Regions from separate parts of the Homo sapiens genome. Here region 1 is linked to region 2. A link is an interaction called in ENCODE POLR2A ChIA-PET data of the cell type or tissue named here. Cell type or tissue: MCF 10A. All regions are shown on one strand. Each heading gives the region's core, and the rest is flanking DNA. Links, peaks and the distances in the headings are about the cores only.

What was found. ChIA-PET counts read pairs that join two places held together with the same protein. Peaks named below come from ENCODE experiments on the same cell type or tissue, not always from the same donor. Only the 100,000 strongest peaks of a DNase experiment are listed, where the experiment ranks them.
Region 1: POLR2A ChIA-PET joins it to region 2 with 10 read pairs; 2 of 35 experiments call an interaction of 5 or more read pairs at or near these places.

Annotation. Positions count from the first base shown.
Region 1 is chr1:181,535,790-181,547,417 of GRCh38, reverse strand. All of the region lies in intron 3 of CACNA1E (calcium voltage-gated channel subunit alpha1 E), which reads right to left. Among named protein-coding and RNA genes, the nearest start is that of CACNA1E, 58 kb to the right of the region's middle. In MCF 10A, for the core only: no CTCF peak of the experiment used is centred there; a DNase peak (open chromatin) is centred at 5,327.
Region 2 is chr1:181,464,167-181,475,794 of GRCh38, reverse strand. It overlaps a transcript of CACNA1E not described here. Among named protein-coding and RNA genes, the nearest start is that of CACNA1E, 14 kb to the left of the region's middle. In MCF 10A, for the core only: no CTCF peak of the experiment used is centred there; a DNase peak (open chromatin) is centred at 5,804.

The DNA.
Region 1 (11,628 bases), core at 2,260-10,259, 72 kb before region 2:
TTGAAAGATGCACAGGAAAGAGGAGAGGATAGAGGATTCCAGAGGAGGGCAGATCATGAACAGGGGTGAGAAATCCAAAGCGACAGGCATGAGCACCACTGGAGTTAGGGTGGCATCGGTGGCCAGAGTCAGGGGCAAGCATCAGCACTGCTGGAGTTAAGGTGGCATCGGTGGCCAGAGTCGGGGGCAGGCATGAGCACTGCTGGAGTTCAGGTGGCATCAGTGCTGAGGAAGGCTTCAAAAGCCACAGAGAACAGGGCAGAGGGGGCAATGGGAAAGAGGGAGATGTTTTGGGTTCCCATTTAGGCATGTGCCTTGCTGTAGAAGGGCTTTAGTGAGATTTTCATGGCCGTTAACAGACTGAAGCTGGGGAGAAAATGACGGCAAGAAGCCAACCAGTGAGGCTTTAAATCATCTAAGTTATCAGGTAATGAGGATGTAGGCTGGTGGCCAGGAGGACGACATCAAAGGGAAGAACAGATCGCTTGATTTAAAAGGACAGGCACGACTTGAGAAACTGTCAGGCATAAAGAATGCAGGAAAGGGGTGAGCCCAGTGCCTGGGTCACTACTTCTTACCCCAGGCTAACACCAGACACCAAATCCCCTGGGTTTGAAATGGCCCGACACTGATATTCAGAGCACATCATGTCCTGAGAGGTGGACAGTTGTCATGAAGAGGCAGAACAGGAGCTGATGAATGTGCACTGTCTGCACGGCTTTTTTGTGTAGAGAAGAGGGTGTGTTTATCACCGCAGCAGCTGGCCCCAAGCTTGGCACAGAATGGGTGAGTGGTGGTGTCTACTAAGAGCCCCCTTCCACCCTAGCCCCAAACAGTCCCTCACATAACTTTAGAAACTTTCAACATAGAGGACAACAGGTCTGGGAAGGGAAAGGGGACAATTTGAGATAGAAAACAGAAGGCAGGGCCCCAGCAGGGACTTTTATGAAGAGCTCAAGGGCAGCAGGAAAATTGAGGGGGTGAGGAAGAAAGTCAAGGGGGCTGAGGCCTGGTGGCAACTAAAGGATTAGAAATCAGCATCTTCCAAGTGCCCTAATTCCTTCTCATCACTCCATAAGGCAGAGGAAGGGCACTACCTGCTCTCACACAGCAGGGCAGAGGTTCGAAGAAGGAAGAAGCTAGCAAGAGCCCAGGGCTCCTAACTTTCAGACCACAGTCCTCTCTTCCAGCCTCCCTCTTGCTCAGGGATGGCACACGCTGCCAGGCTTCCCAACTGGCCTGAGACTGCTGTGAAACTTGACGACCTGGCACACATCCCCTTCCAAACCATGCCTTACATCTGCTAGAGGTGAACACTCCATTTACAAGACTGTCGGGGCAGCTTCTGCTTCCCCACGGCGTGTCTGTCAACACAGGCCAGTCATCCCGCTCTCCTGCAGCACCCCAACCCTCTCCCCACATCTCAGGATGGCTCTCTAGGTTCCTTAGGCTCCTCCCCAACCCCCTAGAGGCACACGTGATGCTCCATCTGCATATATTTCAATATAATGGGATCACAGAAAGAACACTCCTGAAGGAACAGCAAAGAAAGTGTTTGGACTTGGGGCCCCTGGGGGAGCCTTGGGCCAAGAAAAAAATAAATCATCTTTCCTGGAGACAGAGGGACATGAAAGGGGTCTTGAAAGCTATGAGGGAAAAGAAAGGCAGGCGACAACTATTGTGATCAAAATGTGGAATTCACCCAAACTCCCTGAACAGAAGTCCATCAGGGTAAAGCAGACAGACTGTGGTTTCCTCGTGCCTCCTCTCTTTCCTGTTCTCAGGGGAGAAATTCTATCCTCCAGCTTCTTGAGCTCCTGCCCCCTGCCCTAAGGGACAGCCTGTGTGGAGCCAGGAGTAGTCAAGACCACACCCTCACGTGGGAGGAGGAAATCTCCCACCTCAGTGTGGGGGGATTCCAAGCTGGGAGCACTGCCATCCCCCCACAGCCCTGCAGGACACAGGGAGCCCACCAACTGGACCACTGTCTTCCCTGCCTCAGTGCGCTGAGTCCCTGGAATGGACGAACATCTAAAATGCCAAGTATGACAAAATACTTTGAGATACTGCATTTCAAATAGTCAAAAAATAAGGCAAAAGATACAACAAACATGGTATTATATGTAACAGGGGTTAATATTTTCTGTTATTTCTTTCAAATCATGTTTTAAAAAACCTAGACATTTCAGACACAGGCAAGGCTCCACCCAACCTGTTTTCATCCCCTCCTTCTGGGAGTAACTACTGTCCTGGGGTTGGTTAGATCAGCCCCATGCTTATTTATGTACACCCCCAACATAGCAAGACTTTTTTTTTTGGAGCTGAAATGTTTTTACCGTGGTCCATGAGCCACCTGCATCAGAATGATCTGAGTGCTTGCTAAACAGGCAGATTCCTTACCCTCTGGGGGTAGGGCCAAATTTTTCATTTTAAACAAGAACCTCAGAAGATTTTGATGCACGCTGAAGTTTGGAGAGCCACTGTGCTAGCTTAAGGCTCCAAACATTCTTAAAATGCAAAACAACCAACCACAATGACCAAAACAAACAGCCATACCCTGGGAAAGGTGACCCTTTAAATTGCTATCTGTCATTTGCTGCCCCATGTAAATGACAGATTCTGAAACAGGTTTTACACTCTCTCTGATTAGCAAACCCTCCGGGGTCAGCCTGCTGCTTCCCCACCATGTCCACAGCTCACTTGGGGCCACAATAGAACAACAATAAACATTTATTATCTGCACGGGAATGAAGGAGGGGGAGAAGGGTGCTAAAACGCCAGCTACATCTAAATTTTCAGCTTGCACCAACCCACCACTGCCACCATTTGTAGTATGCCTCTGGCACCTTATAGGTTACAATAAAGTTAAAACGTATACTGCAATTGGATATTTGTACTTTTGTTGCCATCCTAATTTAGAAGCTATATGCATTTTTATAGCAGCTTTATTGAGTTATAATTTACAACCACATAATTTACCCTTCTAAAGCGTACAATTCAGTGGGGTTTTTTTTTTTAGTATATTCAGGATTGTGCAACCATCACCACTATCTAATTTTAGGACATTTTCAACGCTCCAAAAAAACTCCAAACCCATTACCAGTCAACTCCCCACCTCACTTCTACCAGCCTTTCGTAACAACTATCGTACGCCCTTTATGGATTTGCTCATTCTGAACTTTTTAATATAAATGGAGTCATAAAATATGTAGCCTGTTGTGAGGAACTTCTTTATGTTTTCCAGGTCCACCCACATTATAGCAAGTATCAGTACTTTGTTGCTTTTCATTGTCGAGTAGTATTCCATTGTCTGACATGCCACATTTTGTCTACCCATTCATCAGCTGATGTACACTTGGGATACTTTTTGTCTATTGTGAATGATGCTGCTATGGACATTAATGCACAACTTTTTGTATGGGTATATGTTATGCCTCTTAAAATTTCTAGAGGTGAAATAGCTGGGTCATATGGTCCATGTTTAACATTTTAAGGAGCTTAAAAGAGGCTGTGCCATTTCACATTCTCAACAGCAATGTGTGAGGATCCAAATTTCTCCATATTCCTGCTCAATATTTGTTATTGTCTGTCTCTTTTATTGTAACCACCCTAATGGGTGTGAGGTGGTATCTTATCGTGGTTTTTATTTGCATTTCCCTAATGGCTAATGATGTTGCCTTGCTCAGTTCCAGCTGCTTTAAAAAATACCATACACTGGGTGGCCTCAACAACAGAAATTTATTTCTCAAAGTTTTGGAGGCTGGGATGTCCAAGATCAAGGTGCTGGCCAGTTAGATTCCTGGCGAGGACCCTCTTCTCAGTCTGCAGAGAACCATCTTCTTACTGTGTTCTCACATGACAGAGAGAGATGAAGCAAGCTCTCTTACGGCTGTTCTGAAAGCACTATTCCCATCATAAAGGCTGTACCCTTATGAACTAATTAGCTCCCCCAAACCCTACCTCCAAATATCATTACATTGGGGACTGGGGTTTCAACATATGAATTTGTGGACAGGAACATTCAGTCCATAGCAGATGAACATCAGTTCCTGTGCTTATTGGCCATTTGCATGTTCATTCTTTAAGCTCTTACTCAGGAACCTGAAACCCTAGTGAACAGTGGTTCCCAAAATGTGGTCCCCTCCCGACACACGCACCCATCAGCAGCATCAGCATCAGCAGGGATCTTATTAGAAATGCAAATTTTCAAGCCCTACCCCAGGTTATCTGAATTAGAAACACAGGGAGTGGGGCCCAACAATCTCGTTTTAAGCTTTCCAGACAATTCTGATGTAGGCATAAGTCTGAGAATCAGTGTTATAAGACAACATTTCTTACAGAGTATTCTCTAATATTTTAATATGTGACATTTGACTTTAAAAATTCCTTGGTTATATGAGTTTAGGAAACAATGGACTACGCAAACAAACAAAAAATCCTTAAGACTTGTTTATATTCTTTAATATGCTTATGAGCAACGTGTATTTCCAAGAAGGAGATCTAGTATGCAGCATTTCCCAAACTAATAAACACATCAAACCCCTTATATATGGAGCATCTTGCAGGACTACTGTTCCACAAAAGTTACTTTAGGTAACATTACTTTAAAGGTATTCCATAAATCAAGAAATTAAAAGGCATGCCACTGTATTAGTCCGATTTCATACTGCTATAAAGAACTGCTCGGGACTGGGTAATTTATAAGGGAAAGAGTTTTAACTGACTCACAGTTCAGCGTGGCTGGGGAGGCCTCAGGAAACTTAGAATCATGGCAAAGGGGAAGTAAGACACTTTCTTCACAAGGCAGCAGGAAGGAGAAGTGCTGAGCCAATGGGGAAGAGCCCCTTATAAAACCATCAGATCTCGTGAGAACTCACTCACTATCATGAGAACAGCATGGGGGAAACCACCCCCATGATTCAATTACCTCCACCTGATCTCCCCCTTGACATGTGGGGACTGTGGAGATTACAATTCAAGATGAGATTTGGGTGGAGACACAAAGCCAAACAATATCAGCCACTATTTCTTCATCAAGTCAAGTCTGTTGTTAAGAACATCCTTTAAACTAGTTCTTTACAAAGTTTTTTGCTTTAATTATCTATTAACACTTCTGAAAAGCAAGCTTCGTGGCTTAAAACAGTAATTAGCAATGTGGGGAATCTGAGAGTGTTTTTGTGGGGATCTTTTGCTCAAGATCTCTCATGAGGTTGCAGTCAAGAAACCAACCACAGTTGGAGTCAAGCTGTCAGCTGGGGTTTGCAGTTATCTGAACACTTGACTAATCTGGGTTTCCAGGACGGCTTACTCATGGCTTTGGCAGGAGTCTCCAGTTCCTGATCATGTGACTTTCCATAGGGCTCCTTGAGTGTCCTCATGATATGGTAACCTGCTTCCCCACCAAGCAAGTGATCCAAGAGAGCAAGGAAGATATGGCAATGTCTGCTAGGACCTAGCCTCAAAAGCCACACCCTCACTTCTGCCGTGTTCTCTTGGTCACCCAGACCAAACCTGATACAATGGTGGGGAGCAAGGGCCTACATGAGGACATAGAGACCAAGCAGCAGTGATCACTGTGTTAGTAAGTGACAAAGCTGAGATTTGAACCCAGGCAGTCTGGCTCCAGAGTTCATGCCACTGAGACTGCTACTTCTCTATTATACGAAGAAACAAGATCTCTAATACTCCTTGAAGAATGTGTGACTCAAAAAGACGAGTCTTTGCAGGTCAAAACATAACATGTGCTCCTCTGCTTGGTGTTAGCATGTCCACATGGTTTAGCAGCTGCTGCTAAGCACTGCGGCTTGCCCAGAAACAGAGCCTTTCAGAACATAGGACTGGAACTGTTCATTAGCTAATTAGGCCGTTCTCAACTAATCTGGGAGATGAGCATCAATTTACTTCTGTTTTGCTGCTCTCAACGATCCTGTTACCATCAAACTGCAAATCATCCCCTTCCCCCTTTTTTTTTTCATTGTCTACCTATCTAATGGGGAGATTCATAACTCCTAGTACCTCTAGCTCCTGAAATCCTATTCCTTGAAAATTCTCTCCATCTTTTTTTAAGTGTATCTTTAACTGTTATTATGTTAAACATATATAATGTTGGATATAAAGCTTCAACTTCTTTCTAAATGGAAAGTACAACATTTCTGCCTAAAAACCTGTTAAATCTTAAGATTTTTTAGGACCTTAAGAACATCCTTGCAATATTTTGCCCGCGTAGTGGAGGAAAAAACCTTTTCCTTTTACCCTTCCAGGTTCTCAGCTGTGGTTCTATAACAAAAGACAAATTAACAAAAGAAAAACATACAGATTTATTTAATTCAGGTTAAATATCCTTTATCCAAAATGCATGGGAGCAGAGGTGTTTTGGATTTCTTTGATTTGGGAATATTCATGTTATACTCACCAGTTGAGCATCTCTAATCCAAAACTCCAAAATCTGAAATGCTCCAATGAGCATTTGAATACCACGTTACAAGAAGTTACAGATTTTGGAGCATTTCCTGATTTTGGATTTTTGGATTAGGGATGCTTAACCTGTATAACTTTTATAAGACACAGGAGCCTTTATAAGGAAATGAGGACTCCAAGAAATGATTATACCTGACTGTTTTAATACCAGGTTTGATGAAGAGTGGAAAATTATGGAAAAATACAATAAGACAAAATGGTGTGGGCTAAGTACAGTAAACTAGGGGAGACTTTGCGAGGTCCATTTGTTCATATCCCTGTCAGTGTCCCTCTGTCTTCAGGGATCACGATGCTCCTTTCCTCCAGGGATGGGAGGGCACCTCTCACATGAGCGTTCTATGAGCTCTTTCAGGGGAAGACCAGAGAGTCTTTCCTGCACACGTTGTTTTTCAAATTCCTTTAGCTTAAAACATTGAGTACGCCAAGGTGACATATTTTGGGGAGCATATTCTAAACCCCATCATCTGCCTTCCTAATTCTCTCACTTTCATATGTGTCATTCATTTGTTAATTTGTTCAATATTTATCAAATATTGCTGAATAACTACTAAGTGCCAGGCACACAAGGAGTACACACTACCATATAAAAGCCATATAAAACACCATGTTGCCATAGAGCACAGAGATTAGGGTAGTAAACACAGGGGAATCAGCCCTGTGCCACGGTTTGGGAGATGAGGATACAGGGCATTCCTGATGATGAGGCACCTACTCGAAGCCCTCTGATGTTTATTGTGTGCATGTATAGAATTACAATAAATTCCACAAGGGATCTAGGAAATGCGTTTACATCGGGGGATTTTGTGAAGGTTCTCCATCTCCCTTATTATAAACAATCTGAAGGGTCTAACTGTGCATCACAAGCACACAACAGGATGTCACACCCAAATAGGAGGTGTTCATTGAGCATCTGCTGATGGTGATGATAAGGAGGAGAGAGACCAAAGAGGACCTAAATAGGAAGCATGTTTATTTGTTGTAAGACTGGGGACCTGAAATCTGGCATCCTGGTTTCTAATTTTACCTTTGTCCTATTTTAACACAAGACCTATAATAAGTAATACAGCTCCACTGTACACCACTTTTACATGTGGCCACTAAAAGCAAAGACTAAACTCTGGGTCTATCTTCTGTGGAGACAAGGTGAATTTTAACATGAGTCTTATCCATTAAGTAATGTAATGGTTTTATACATAATATTCAGAGGTTACTGCTCAGAGGAAGGATTTCTACTAAGAAAAATGCTTATCAGTTTTTTCAGGTTACTTTTACTCAACTTAAGAAAAGCTTCAGTGGGACTCAGACCTTGCGGGACACCTGGATTGAGAGGCTCATACAGAGCATTAGTAGTGGTAAAAGGACCATTAGAGAAGGGGTAAGCAGACCGGGAATAATATATTCTTCCTCCCATGAAGGTGATCATGTGACAAGGATTGGCTGGATCAACCTTCCATTTCTTCATTTGGCCTTAAAGGTATCCTTGAAATATTTTGCCTGTCTTCCTGAATTCTTCCCCCTTTCATATCTGCCATTCATTCATTCATTAATTCATTAATTAGCTTGTTCAGTCATTATCTGTTCATTTGGTAATATTTGCTGAATGACTACTAAGTGCCAGGCACACAAGGAGTTCAAATAGAATACAATACAACCCCTGCCTTCAAGCCCTTGGTGAGAAGCTATGTAGTGGAGGAGATACTAATGTCAACTGGGTGAGTGAAGTTTAGGGTGAGCCTAGTCAACGAGTAACGGAAAATAGAAGGAAATGGGGAGGAAGCACAGTCAGGGAATAGTCACTTAGCTGAATAGATACCAGCCAGAGGGATGGCAGGGTTGGTGTTACAGCATGCAAAAGAGCACATTCAAAAGGAAGGAGGCATGAAATAGCACACAATTCAAGGAACCACAAGTAGTCCAGTATAGCTGGAGGGCAGGCTGCATGTGGTCAGGTCAGGAGGGATCTTGTATTCTGCTGCAGAAAACAGCAAACCACTGAAAGCCTTTAGGCAAAGAATTGCAGAATTATATTACATTTTGTGAAACCATGCTTATCATCTTCTGCATGATCTTTTTCAAAATTCAACAGAAGCCTTTTCAGATTAACACTATATCACTGAACAGATTTTCACTTTGTAGATTCTCAGGACTTTGCTAGTCAGTTTGCTTTCCTCCACTTTCCCTGACTGAATGCCCTTTCCCATGTTCTCCTTGGCAATCTCCTACCCACCTTCAACATCCAGCTTAAATAAATATCACCTCTCTGTGTTTTTTTTTTCCCAAACACAGTCACCTTCTCCTTCTTCCATACTCCCAGAATACATTCAACAGAGCATTAGTGCGGTGATGTATTGCAATTGCTTCTTGTCACTCTCTTCCACTAGACTATGGGTCCCAGGAAGGCACAGATTTGCATTCCAATTTACATATACATGCACATTTACGTATAACACATGAAAAAGATTCCATTGAATCAGCAGTACTTTATTGAACACCTGCTCTGTGCCAGACAATGTGCTGGATGCTGGTATTCAATACAGAACCACCATATAAAGGACATCTTTCTCATGCAGCATGTATAAAAATGCATGTAATATATATGTGTATGGAAATTAGAATGTAAGTTCCCTTAAAGCAGATATATTTTTCAGTTCTCTGAACCTGAAAGATTAACCACAACTGATTTTTTAAAACTCATTACCTAATTTATTTGCAATCATATCATATGAGAAAGCAGAAAGATTTAAAATGGTTTCAAGCACCAATAACTCAATATGTAAAAATTTTAAATATTGAGCTGGTAGGGTAAGAATCAAATGGCCAGAAACACACAGCTTTTATATTACATAAAAACACTAAGACAGAAAACACTAGAACAGGGCACCCTGTCCAACTAACTTCTACAAGATCTTCTGCAAACTGCATGGAATATAAATATTTGGTGACTTTTCATTCACTCAGTATATATTTATTAGTGCCATTTTTGTTGTTCCAATATATTTCAGGTACTATGCTAAGTGCTTTACATGTGTTAGCTTAATAATTCTCAAACTAATCCTACATAGTAGGTAGCCCCTTATCTGGGTAAATTATTTAATCTCACTGTACCTCTGTTTCTTCATCTATAAAATGGCAATAGTAATAGAATAGACATCATAGGGTTGTTGAGGCATTAGATGTGTTTGCACAGGTAAAGTACTTAGAACAGTGCCTGACATACACTCCAATTTCAAATATTAACTGAGAATCACCACTACCACCCTCATGCTTCATCATCATCACCACCTCATTTTGAATGTGAAGTAACTGAGACTCAGAGAGGTTAGAAGAAAATATTGCCTCAACTTCTCTCTCAGACAGGTAGACTGAACACACACTGTGACCTCTCCCCCCTTCCACCAAATTCCTAGAAATCATTTTCTATATACATACAGTAACCACACTGGACAGAAAAAAGAGAAACAAACCCTCACTAGGCTAGATGTTGTGATGAATCCCCTCTGGACAGAAAGTAGCTACAATCTGATTTTTAAAAAGAAACCACAGGCCAGGTGTGGTGGCTCACACCTGTAATCCCAGCACTTTGGGAGGCCAAGGTGGGTGGATCGCCTGAGGTTAGGAGTTCAAGACCAGCCTGGCCAACAAGGTGAAACCCTGTCTCTACTAAAAACACAAAATTAGCCAGGTGTGGTGGTTCATGCCTGTAATCCCAGTTACTTGGGAAGCTGAGGCAGGAGAATCACTTGAATCTTGGAGGTGGAGGGTGCAGTGAGCCGAGATCGTGCCACTGCACTCCAGCCTGGGCAACAAGAGCAAAACTCCATCTCAAAAAAAAAAAAAAAAAAAAAGAAAAGAAAAAGAAACCACGGCCCCCAGCCCTCAGAAGAGAATATGACCACTCTAAATGTAGGCATGTCACCACAAGTGCTCCCACCTACAGAGGGTGGCCACTGGGATCTGATGGGATCCAGGTGACCAACAGGGTGATGGTTTGAATACAGTAGCAGGAAGATCAAGCACTCACTTTAACCCTCCTCCTTAACCCACCTTATCCCTCAGACCAGGCAGCAAAAAGGAAAATATGCCCACAAGCAGGGGCAATGGGCATGAAAGTTGGGTGAGAAAGATGGGGAAGTGCTCTCATGCCTTTCCATGCCTGAGAGGAACAGGAAGTGCTCTCTCCCAGGGGACTGGTCATCAAAGTGACCCATCCAGCAGCAGGTCTCACCACTTCTATACCCTTGCCAGACTATTAGCTTCATAGGTATTCTCCTTCCAAGAAGTTTGCACAAACAGACATGGTAGAAAGAAGATAATATTACAATCAAGAATCACCAAAAACTTGAGGAATTTCAATACCACGGAGAGAGAGAGAACAAACTCAACAATCAAAGAACTTATACTCAATGAGAATGAAGACATATAATTATCAGCTTAGAGAAAAGTGTGAGAATATTGCAAGCATTTTACAAAATTACCTAGAGATGGTGCAATTGAACATTTCGATAACTGAAAACTTTTAAAATGATTAAGTAGATTGAGTGGCAAAATAGACAGGTGAATTTGAGATGTGAAAAACTGAACTGAGCAGTGTTCCCAGAAATCAACACAAGAGTAAGAAAAAGATGAAAAATATAAAGAAAAGATTAAAAATAGAGGGAAGAAATTCCAACATCATTTAAAACAAGTGCTACAAATAAAGAATAGATAAAATGGAGAGAAGCAAAATTAAGAAGTGGAGAAGCAGAGAATTTGAAAGTAAAAGAATCAATTCAAAAGTACTTCCCAGCATTGAATAAAAATAGAAATCTTAAAATGCCATAAAAATAAAAATAAATAGAAACCATCATATAAGACACATATTAGTGAAATTTTACAGCACCAAAAGTAAGGAAAAAATGCTAATGCTTCCAATGAAAGAGGAAACAAAAGTTATCTGTAAAGAAATAATCATGTTGGCCAGGCATGGTGGCTCATGCCTGTAATCCCAGCACTTTGGGAGGCCAAGGTCGGTGGACCACCTGAGGTCAGGAGTTTAAGACCAGCCTGGCCAACATGGTGAAACCCCATCTCTACTAAAAATACAAAAATTAGCCGGGGTGATAGTGCATGCCTGTAATCCCAGCTACTTGGGAGGCTGAGGCAGGAAAATCG
Region 2 (11,628 bases), core at 2,151-10,150:
TATGTGTAAAAGTGACGTCATTGTAAATCCTTCAAAGCAAGCTCCCCCTCCCAAAATGCCAGTTGCTATGCATGTTACATTGTCATCACTTCGGTGGCTCCCCACTGCCTATAAAATGGCCAGACACCTTAGCCTGACAATTCAAGGCAATCAGAATTCAACCTATCTTTCCAACACTATCTCCTCACGTACCATAGTATGAGGTACATAAACAAACGTGTCATGCCCATTCCTGCCTCAAAGCCCTGCTCACAGCGCCTGCTTCACACTGCCCCAAAAATATTCTTCCTCTTTTCTGCTTCTCCCACTCCTAGGCATCCTTCTATGCATGGTCCAGTTCAAATCTGCTCTCCCACAAAGCCTTTCATAATCTCTCCAACACTGACCTGTACCTCCTATAAACTCACAGAATTTCTGTATCGTTCATAGTACTGTTTTATCACTGATATTGTCATAACTGTAACTTTGCCATTATATTCATATTTAGTTTTTCAATTATGTATGCCTTGTCTCCTCAACTATGGTGTAAGCTTCTCAGGAGTAGAGGACATATCTTTCTCTTTGTTCTTTTACCTAGAGTGCCTGCATTATGTTATCCTCATAGCAAGCCTTTGCAAAATAAATTGTCACTGAATGCATGGATCTCCTGCAACTGTTATTGGTGAAAAAGAGCTTGGGCATCAATCAGGTATCTGGGCCCTGTCTGAGGAGCTACCCTTCCCCTAACACATTCTAGCTCTGACTAGAAGCCTCTCTCTGCTGCCAGGTGTTCCCAGCTGTTTCTTGTGAGTTGAGTGGACATCAACCCAGATGATATAAACAGGAATAAATATATATCAAAAAGGGGTATTTACTTCCCTTGTAGGAAATTAAGTGCCTCTAACTCAGGGGTAACTTCTCCAGCACACTAACTGCCCAAGCACCATCTTATCAATCATTAAACAATAGGGTTCATTGTCTTATGAGGAATATTTCTTGCTCTTAGAAACGGAGTTGAAATAAGATCTGGGGAATCAGTTATTAAAAGGAAACAGCTCCCCACCTAAAGAATATTTTGAGATCCCTTTCCACAGAAAATTAAACATAAGATAATAAAGTCCTGCTTCAAAAAAAACCCATATCAACTACAGTATTAATTCGTTCTATCTCTTCTTTACAAAAAGGCAAATGTCATCATGCCTATTTCTCTTATGAAGAATTACATATGAAAATGACACACACGTTTGCAAAGACATGCACTAGATTCTGATGTGATCTCACGTTCTGCCAGCCAAGTGTACAAACATGCAGGTTATCTTCCCATGCTACGGGAAGTTTTCAGACAGGCTTAATACAGTACATTCAAATGTGAAGAATTACAGGCTCTTTTGCAGGTTTCTGAATATTCCTAATGTGCAGTTTACAAATTGGAAAGGTGGAAATGTAATTCTCAATCAAGAGAGAATTTCTGAAATCCTCCTAACACCACTGACAAGCCAACTCCTTGGACACACACATATACATGCACTCAAGATTTAGCTTTTTCCTTTAAAGGCTTGTATTTTTTCACAAAACCACCCCATCACTGGATCATATTTTTCAATAATATTCTTCCATATGTAGTCAAGTATTAATAGAATAATTCAAAGTTTCCAGTTATGCTACTTTCCTTTGTTTAAATAATCTCTATTTTCATATTGCAAATTCTGGAGCTGTAAAAAAAAGAAAAATGGACATGGATCAAACAAATAAAGAATAATTACAAAGAAAAGTATAGGTGATGCTGTTTATAATATTATTTGTCCTAGGTATTAAATACTTACAATGTGCAAGGCTCCATGCTAACCAGATTCACTTTCCTTATTTCTCAAAATAAGCCCATGTGGCAAGTGCTATTATAAACCCCATTTTACAGGAAGAGAAGCAAGACTGAAAGGAACTAAGTAACTTCCCTGATGGTCACATAGGTGGTGGGTGACATAGCAAAAGATCAATCCTAGGTCACCCTGACTTCAAAACCCATTATCTTAGCCACTTTAATTCATCTCGCTGATATCATTAATAGAAATTTGAGCTAGAGAATAGAGATTTCATGATGATTCTACAGTTCCAAGAGGCAAGAATATATCCAGACTCTACAGATGGTGCCGAAGGGCCTCAGAATAAATGAGTTATCAGGGTGGAAACAACACCAGGAGGCTTGCACCTCAGTCCTGGTTGGGTTTATATCCTTACATGCAAAAATGGCAAAAGTAGTACCTGCCCTCTGAATCGCATGGGGCTACTGATAAACCAAATGTGATGATACATTCGTAGCCCAACCTGCTCCTCCTACTGCTGCTGTCATTTTGCATTGCAATATCCCAGAGCAACAGGAGTCAGATCAAGAACTGAGTGCTAATTCAAAAATTATTTCAACCCTTCAAAACTCTCAAAATTCAAAGGGTATGCTATTGCCCATAATTTATGCATAATTAGCATGGTTTTACACCATTTACTTGTTTTTCAATGAATGGCTAAGTCTATCCAAAATGTCCCAACCCTGAGCTCCCTGGTAGGCCAGCCTCAGTTAGCTATCTGCAAAAGGTATCAGCCAAACTCTGGAGAGGTCAGTAAGGGAGTTCAGGGAGCAAGGGGGAAGGATAGTTGTTCAGTCATAGAAAACAAGGGTCTGCTGCACCGGCGATACAAATACTATGCGGTGTTCAGCAAATCAAAGGGTAGCACTGTTCCTACCATTCAGGAACATCGATCCTGATCATTAGTTCTGGCTTTAATTTTTTTTCACAAATACTTCTGCTGCCAGCCCATGCCACTAAAGGACTCAGCGAATTTAAATCCTCCTGCATCTCAACTAGTTTTCCTGCCTGCACTCCAGCAGGTAAAACACCCACAGACTCACAGTGCTCTGGGCTGTAGAATTCACAGGAGTCTATAATGTTCAGGTTATTTTTAAACTTTCAGGCCACTCTCCCTCCCCATGAACAGCAGGCCTGCCATTTAGAACGGTGTTTAACCCACACCCCACCTGCTTTGAAACTTCAGCTTTTTGTGTTAAAAGAAGCAATACCTCAAGTGCGCGCGCACACACACGCACGCGTGCATCTAAAACCTGAAGACAGTCACCAGCTCACTGGGGCTGAAAGACCCAGCTCACAGAATGATGTTGAGATGGTAGAGATGTGTATTAAAATGCTTTGTAAACTCGGTGTCATGCCACTGTAGGTGGTATTACTATTATATTTACAGGTACAGATACCAGGCATTATAGGTGATGTCAAAAGACAACTTCCTTTTTTAAAAAATAAATTTTATTGTGTACATTTGAGATTTACAACAGGATGTTATCGGATACATATAGATAGTAAGATGGTTACTACAGTGAAGAAGATTAACATCCATTATCTCACATAGTTACTTTTTTTGTAACAAGAGCAGCTGATATCTACTTATTTAACACAAGTCTCTAATACAATACAATTTTATTAATTTTATTCCACATGCCCCACATTAGATCTCTAGACTCATTCATCCTACATACCTACTTTGTATCCTTTGACCTACGTCTCCCTACTTCCTCCTCCAGTCCCCACCCCCCACCCACTGGTGCTAACCACTGTTTCATTCCCTTTTTCATTCTACATATGTGAGATCATGCTGTGTGTATTTCACTTAGCATAATGTCCTCCAGGTCCATCCATGTTGGGGCAAATGGCAGGATCTACTTCTTTTTTACAGCAGAATAAAAATCCATTGTGTGTGTGTGTCTACATACACCACATTTTCTTTATCCATTCATCCATCGATGAACATTTTGTTTTTTCCATATCCTAGTTATTGTAAATAATGCTGCAATGAACATGAGGGTGCAGATACCTTTATGAGGTGGTGATATCAGAAAAGGGATTACTTTCACTGAGGGTGAAAGACCCAGTTTACAGAATGATACTGAGATTGTTGATATGTATGAAAATTCTTTGTAAACACAGAGTGTCACACCACTGTGGGTGGTATTATTGTTATATTTGCAGGGACAGACACCAGGCATTATAGATGATGTAAAAAAACAAACTTATTTCCAAAAGGGAATTATATCACTATAATCAAAGCATTCACGGCCCTTTATTTCCCCAAGAGCCGCACAGAAGTTGGCTAAGAGGTGTTAGGTTATAATTTTCTTCAAATTAATTACATTTTTTTCTTAATTGAAAAACATTGGGAGAAAAGGGAAAGAAATTCTGAAAGCAACTCAACCAAAAGAGTATTAAGTTAAAAAAAAAATCAAAGAAACTCTTCAAAGCAGCAACAGTAACCAACATCTGTGGAAGGCTGAAGCACTATATATGTGTTGCCTCGTTGATCTGCACAAGAATCCTACAACATAGGTATGGTTAGCTTCAACCATTTCCCAAATAAGGCGAATAAAGATCAGAGAAACTAAGTTCCTACACTAAGATCACACAGAACTACACTTGGAGCCTGGGCCTGCCAAATGCCAGAGACTACATCTTACTACTGCCCTTTGCTATGGTTTGAATGTTTGCATCACCTTCAAATTTCATGTTAAAACTTAATCCCCAATGCAGAAGTATTAAGAGGTAAAGTCTTTAGGACATGATTAAGCCATCAGGGCTAATCTTATGGATGGGATTAGTGTTTTATAAAAGGGCTGGAGAGAAGTAGCTAGGCCCTTTTTGTCCATCAGCTGTCTGCCATGTGAGGATACTGCCATCAGCTACTCTGGAGGAAGCAGCATTCAAGAAAGCAGAGACCGTGTCCTCGACAGACATTTAACCTGCCAGCACTTTGATCTTTGACTTCCCAGGCTCCGTAACTGTGAGAAATAAGTTTATGCTGTTTATAAATTACCCGTTCTAGAGTATTTTGTTATAGGAGCAAAAACAGACCAAGACAACCTTATTGCAAGAGACAAGCTGAAGGAGAAATTGTAGCCTGGAACTTAAGACTAGTTGAGGAGAGTTTCAAGGGCCTAGCGTAGAAGAGCAGGGGGTCACTCAGGACTTGATAAGAGCCAAGCAGTAGGCCCAAAGCTTCCTCCAAGCCATGGCCAAAGGTGAAAAGATAAAAAGTCCCTTTACCTGGGAACTGTAGGCTTTGTGTGAACTACAGATCCCCACATAGCCACTTGGCCATCAAGGCTATGGGGAACAAGATGGCACAGACAAAAATCAATCATAGAAGGTCCCCAAATGTCCTCTCCTTGGTTATATACCTCTCAGGGGAAAAGGCATTGTTGCCACAGTGCCCTAGGAACCTATTAGAAAATAAATCAAGGCCAGATGTGGCAGTTCACGCCTGTAATCCCAGCACTTTGGGAAGCCGAGATGGGAGGATCACCCAAAGCCAGGAGTTTGAGATCAGCCTGGGCAACATAGAGAGAATAGAGAACATAGAGAACATAGAGAATCTGCCTCTACAAGAAATAAAAATAAAAATAAATTAGCCAAGTGTTTTGGCACATGCCTATAATCCCAGCTACTCAAGAGGCTGAGATGGGAGGAATGCTTGAACCCAGGAGTTCAAGGCTGCAGTGAGCTGTGATCACAGCACTACACTCCAACCTGGGTGACAGAGATCCTATCTATAAAAAAAAAAATATTTTAGAGACTCCATCTCTAAAAAAAATTAAAATAAATCAAGCAGCTCGCTCACGCTCACTTGTGTGCTCTCGTGCTCTCTCTCTCGCTTTCTTGCTCTCTTTCTTTCTCTCACGCTCTCTCTCTCTCACTCTCTCTCTCTCACTCTCTCTCTCTGTAAATCTTTTAACCAAAACTCCTAACATGCAGGAGGGATGACTCACTGGAAAGCCTCCTCCACTCCCCCTCCCTCCTCACCCTCTGGCTGAAGCACTAAGAAGTGATAACATGATAAGGTGGCTCAACACTTTTACAGCTAAATATGTTCCAGGGAATTTTTTCACCCCAAAGTCTGTTTCCCTGGAGGCTATTAGGGTGTGCACACATTCTTATATATTGGGACTCAGCATGAATTGGCTTTCCTCTTCCTGCCTCCCTCAGGAGCATTTCCAAACTCCTCCTTCTACCTCCCTAACTGCTCCTTCATCTTCTTCACCTTTCCTTCTCCTGCCTCCTAAATGTGAACATTCCTCAGATCCCGGTGTCTGCCTTCTTCACTATGTATGCACTCTCTCAGTGATCTCATCCATATGGATGGCTTCAAATAAAGCTAATATCCAGAAGACTTCCAAACCTTTATCTTCGGCTCTGTTTTTTGTTGGTTTTTGTTTTTGTTGTTGTCTGGTACTATATTCACCATGGCTCAAATGGGCACCTCCACCTGGATGACCTGACAGCACCATGAATCAGTTTGTTTAAAAGCAAACTCATCCTCTTTCTCTACAAACCAGCTCCCTCCTAGGTCTCTAATGCTGTTTGCAGCATTGCAGTCTCCCCCTAACTCGGGCACAAAACTTTGGCTGCATCCTTGACTCCAACTCCCACAACAAGCATTCCCCAAGCCCTGTCATTTTTCTCTCTATGCCACAGTCACAGTCTTCCTGTCCTTGCCATTTGCACCACCACCCCTCGAGTCAGTATTACCTTCCATTCAGGAGATGGGCAGAGTCTCCTCATCCATCTTCCTCTTCCAGGTTCTACCACAAAAATTCATTGCACAGCTCAACTCTGACCCTATCTCACCTTTCAGTGCAATAAAATTGAAGCGCTTGTACAATGTTGTATCCCCAATGCCTAGAACAGTATCTGGTTAAAAAAAAAATTTTAATAAATTTTTTGTTGTTGTTGAATGAATGAATGAGTTTTCTAGTGCCTATCAAATATAACTATCCAATCATAAGATCTTATCATCTTAGGGTTGAAAGAAAACTTAAATGTCATCCAGTCTAAGTCCTTATTACCTGCCATTATGCTCCTAGCAATATCTCCTACTACTGCTCCAATGAAGCAGGACTGTTAACCCTTCCCTGAGAACACCTTGTAATTGACCTCCTCCATATCATTTCTCATTTTCTTTCTCCCTTCCTTACCCCTTCTTCCATAGCCACCTGCCAAAAAATTATTTAGACTTAAAAGCCCAGCCCATATGCTACCTCCCTTATGAAGCAATTTGTGGTCATATGACAAAAGTGATCTCTCTCTCCTCTGAGTACTGCTGGCACTTTATGTCACCCTGCCTCAGATACTGTGGTGTACACATCTTGGCTCCCCACTATACTACAAGGGGCTTGGCTCATTCATCTTTGCATTCTCCATAGTAACTAATGCACTGCCTTATGTCTAGTGGACTCTGAATACATGTTTATTAAATGAATGAATAAATGCATAAATAAATGAATGGAAACTATAAACAAAGCCAAATGGACACAAGCAGGACATGGACTCCTTAGGATCTGCACCATGTTGGGAAGGTGCTGTGGGAGAAGCTACAGCTGATAAAACCATTCTGGAGACAATCAGTTCAGCTCAAGGAAGCCTGTCCTCAACCTTCCCTTCACAGGTGCAAGTGCAACTCGCAAACCTAACATGACAAGACCAATGACCCAATGCGTGGAGGCAGACACAGTGGTCACCGTGAACCTGCAAAGCTCACATCTCGAGTACAATATTTTGTTCTTTGGTAGAAAATTGGGGAACATTTTCAACTAATTTCATTTCCTCCATGTATCTAGAGATGTGATGTGGGTTGAAGTGCTCTCTGTTAGACAGATGGGTAATAACCTAATCTAGCCACACACATCAACCTCTTCTTCTAACCCCTCCATGTTGCAGATAAGAAAAGACATGTAGAGAAGGGTGTCTTAAGCTCAGCATTATTGGCATTTCTGAGTCACATAATTCTTTGTCATAGGGGATGCCCTTGCACTGTAGGATATTCAGCAGCATCCCTGGCCTGTAGCCACTAGACACCAGATATACTTCCCCCACTCAGCTGTGACAATCAAAAATGTTTCCAAACATTGCTAAATGACCCTTGGGGCCCAAATCACCTCCCAGTTGAGACTCCTGGTGTAGAATAATTAAATAGATTGCTCTAGCTCATAGGACTCATCAACATCATGACCAGGAATGCAGGAACCCCAGTGGAATGCATTTGCCTCACTATGTACACTTTCATTTTCTCCCTCATATCTAGTAAGTCACAGCCTTTGAGAGTTGGAGTGAACTCAGAGCTGCACCTCTATTTTTCTGATGGTCTCATAGGCCTGCACAGGGCTCCATGCCTTAAGATAAAAGAAACTGAAGGGACAGCAGAGTCTGAAGGGACAACCCAAGCTGAAAAGAAAAAGTGACCTCAACCTGACATAATCAGCTTAAGGCTTATCAACTAGATTTCAAATAAATAGGATTTCTCCTGACACTTTGGATCCTAAGAAATTTGGTCACAAGCCCTGCAAAACAATGTTTCCCCCTCAAATCAGCTATGTCTGCAGTGAAAACTCCTACACTCATGCTTTCAACTCAACCCTGTGTACCCTCATCCCCTGCTTTTCATTCTGTTTTCTTTCCCTTCTTATTTATAAAGCTACAAGAAAGCTTGAATCCTTCAGCTTCTCTGGTCAACAACACCCTTTGAAAGCTTTTCTTCTAGAATTTGTCTTCACTAGAATTTGAGAACCATCTCCTTGCTTTCTGAATCTGATCTTTCGTTTCCTAAAAAGGCTCGATCACTTCAGGCAAGATATTTTTGGGAGCTGCTGGTAAGGACTTACCAATGATCACTTTTCTAAGTGAACTGCCATTAGCTAAGCACTCACGTACCATCTGAGGGGGCAGAAAGTAATTGCCCATTAATGCACTGCTGTTTCTCACCCACTTCCTTCCTCAAATCTTCCCCTGTGCTGTGTCCGGCACTCTTACTAACCTCTCCATTAGGAACATCTAGTTTCAAGTCTTAGAAGACTGTGTGTATTTCCCAGGGACTATTTTATGCTTTCCTATTTTATTCTCTTTGTAAAAGTCATTCAAGGATTCAGTACTAGAAAGATGGCAGAATAAGAAAATCTCTTGCTACACATTTCTAGAAAAACTGATAAAGTACAGAAATATATTTTCAAATATATTTGAAAAGATATATTGCTGAACTTGAAAGATATAAAAGGAAATCCCTAGGAGGAATTGAAATACAAAGGAGGAAGCGTGTGAATTGAAATTGCAGCTGTCCCATAGGCAGTAACTAGTCCTGGTAACAAAGATTTAATGGGTTGGGTTTTTTATGTGTTTTGTTTTGTTTTGCTTTGCTTTGCTTTGTTTTATTTTTTGTTTTGTTTAAGACAGAGTCTCGCTCTTTCACCCAAGCTGGAGTACAGTGGCCCCATCTCAGTTCACTGCAACCACCACCTCCCAAACTCAAGCGATTCTCATGTCTCAGCCTCCTGAGTAGCTGGGACCACAGGCACACGCCACCCACACAAGGCTTAATTTTTTTTTTTTTTTAAGTAGAAATATGGTTTTGCCATGTTGGCCAGGCTGTTCTCAAACTCCTGGCTTCAAGTGATCCACCAGCCTTGGCCTCCCAAAGTGCTGGGATTATAGGCATGAGCCACCATGCCCAGCCTAATGGGTAAGTTTTAATGTCCACTCAAGAGAAGTGATAAGGTCTTTAGACCTTATGTGGACAGAAGTTGGAACTAAGATTCTGCGCTAAGCTATAACCCTTAAAGAACTGTACCTTCAGTTAAATAAACTGCATGAAAATCAACTCTACAGCAAAAATAGATAACAAGGAAGCTTCTGTCTCTGAGTGAATGAGAAAAAGCAAAACCCTGAGAAATCAAAACTCAGGATTGTGTGTGACATGGATTTATGGGCTGAATTTACATGTTCAGCGGGATTCAGGAACACTTAGGCCAAGAAAATAACACCCCTGGGTCAAGTAAGAAAACCAAACAAAACTACTCTATTAGGCTACTCTCACAATCCTGAGTACACTGCATTTCCATGGGGAAAACAAGCACTACTAAACATGACTTGTAATCAAAATTTTTGAAGCACACAAGGAAATAATCAGCATAAGGATAAGTTAGCTAATACAAAGAACAAGAAGATTAAAGCTCCAGTACTTGAAATAATAGAAAAGATATGTAAAGAAATAAAATAATAGAATGCAATGAAATGAAAAAAAGATAATTTGAAAAAGTGGCAAATACAAAATTTCTTGTAATAAAATATATAATCATTGAAATTAAAGGCAATAGATAGGTTAACTATTAGATTATATATAACTAAGGAGAGTGTCAGTAAACAGGAAAACACATATGAGGAAACTCCACAGTATACAGCCCAGGGAGATAAAAATAGAGAAAATATGATTAAAGTTAACAGACATGGAAGACAGAATGAAGAGACCCAAAATATATCTAATGGGACTTCTATAAAGAGATCATAGAGACTGCAGAAAGACAATATTTGAAGATCTGTAGGATAAATTTTCTAGTATTGATGAAAGATATAAATCCTCCAAGTCAAGAAATTCAATGAATTCTAAGGAGGATAAATAAAAATAAATTCAACCTATACACACATATTCTAGTGAAATATCAAAAGATCCAAAAATATGAAGGAAAAAATCTTAAAAGCATCCTGAGAGGAAAGACAGATTACCTACAAGAAGCAGCAATTAGATTATTAATTATAATAATAGAGGCCAGGCCAGAAAGTGATAGAATAATATCATCAAGTGTTGAAAATAGCTAAATTATGACTCGAAATAAAGACTTTTCCAGGAAAATAGAGAGTTTACTATACAAGTTCAGGGGAAATAAGTACTATAAGACATTTCTTGGGGAGGAAATTTAAATGGAAGAAAAGAATGGTCTGCAAGAAAATGGTGTGAGGAGCAAAAGATATTAGTGGATATAATGACAATTTTATTTATATATATATAATGTCTAATTTATGAATACATACACAAAAAAGGAACTAAATTACTAATCAACAATGCCACGTAAAGTGGGCAGGATGGTCAGAGGTAAGGTGGTGTTCACAGGGAACACGGACTAAGTCAAGACATAGCTGTAAAGTGAAGTATCAGTCTAGGACACCCACTGAAACTCTTTCTATTCAGTATTGGACTTGAAGTACTGGTTAATGTAATAAGTAAAGAAAAAGAAAGAAAAGGCATATGGATTATAAAGGAAAAAACAAAGTTATCATTATTCACAGGTGATGCTGCCTGCATCCAAAATATAAGAGTTGCCTACAAAAAAAAAAAAAAAGCCACTCACAGTAGTAAGAGAATTCTACAAAGATGGTGGACATGAAATCAGTGTACAAAAGTACAAGTTCTGGTACACCTAAAACAAAGACTCAGAAAAAGTAATGATAAGAAGACACCATGCAAAAGCAACAAAACCATAAGGTACCTAAAAACAAACCCAATTAAAGATGTAAAGAAAAATTTTCAACTCTCTTGAGGGACTTTAAGAAAGCTCTAAACATAAGAAGAAATAAGTCATGCCCAGGGACTAAAAAAAAAACAAAAAACGAAGTAGCTTAAATATGGCAAGGCTCCCTTAGGTTAATCTATCCATTTATTCCATTTCAATTAAAATCTAATCTTTTTAGTGAAATGTGACAAGGTGATCCTAAAAATCATATGATGAATAAAGAGCCAATAGCCAAGACAATTTGGGGAGAATTAATATACCAA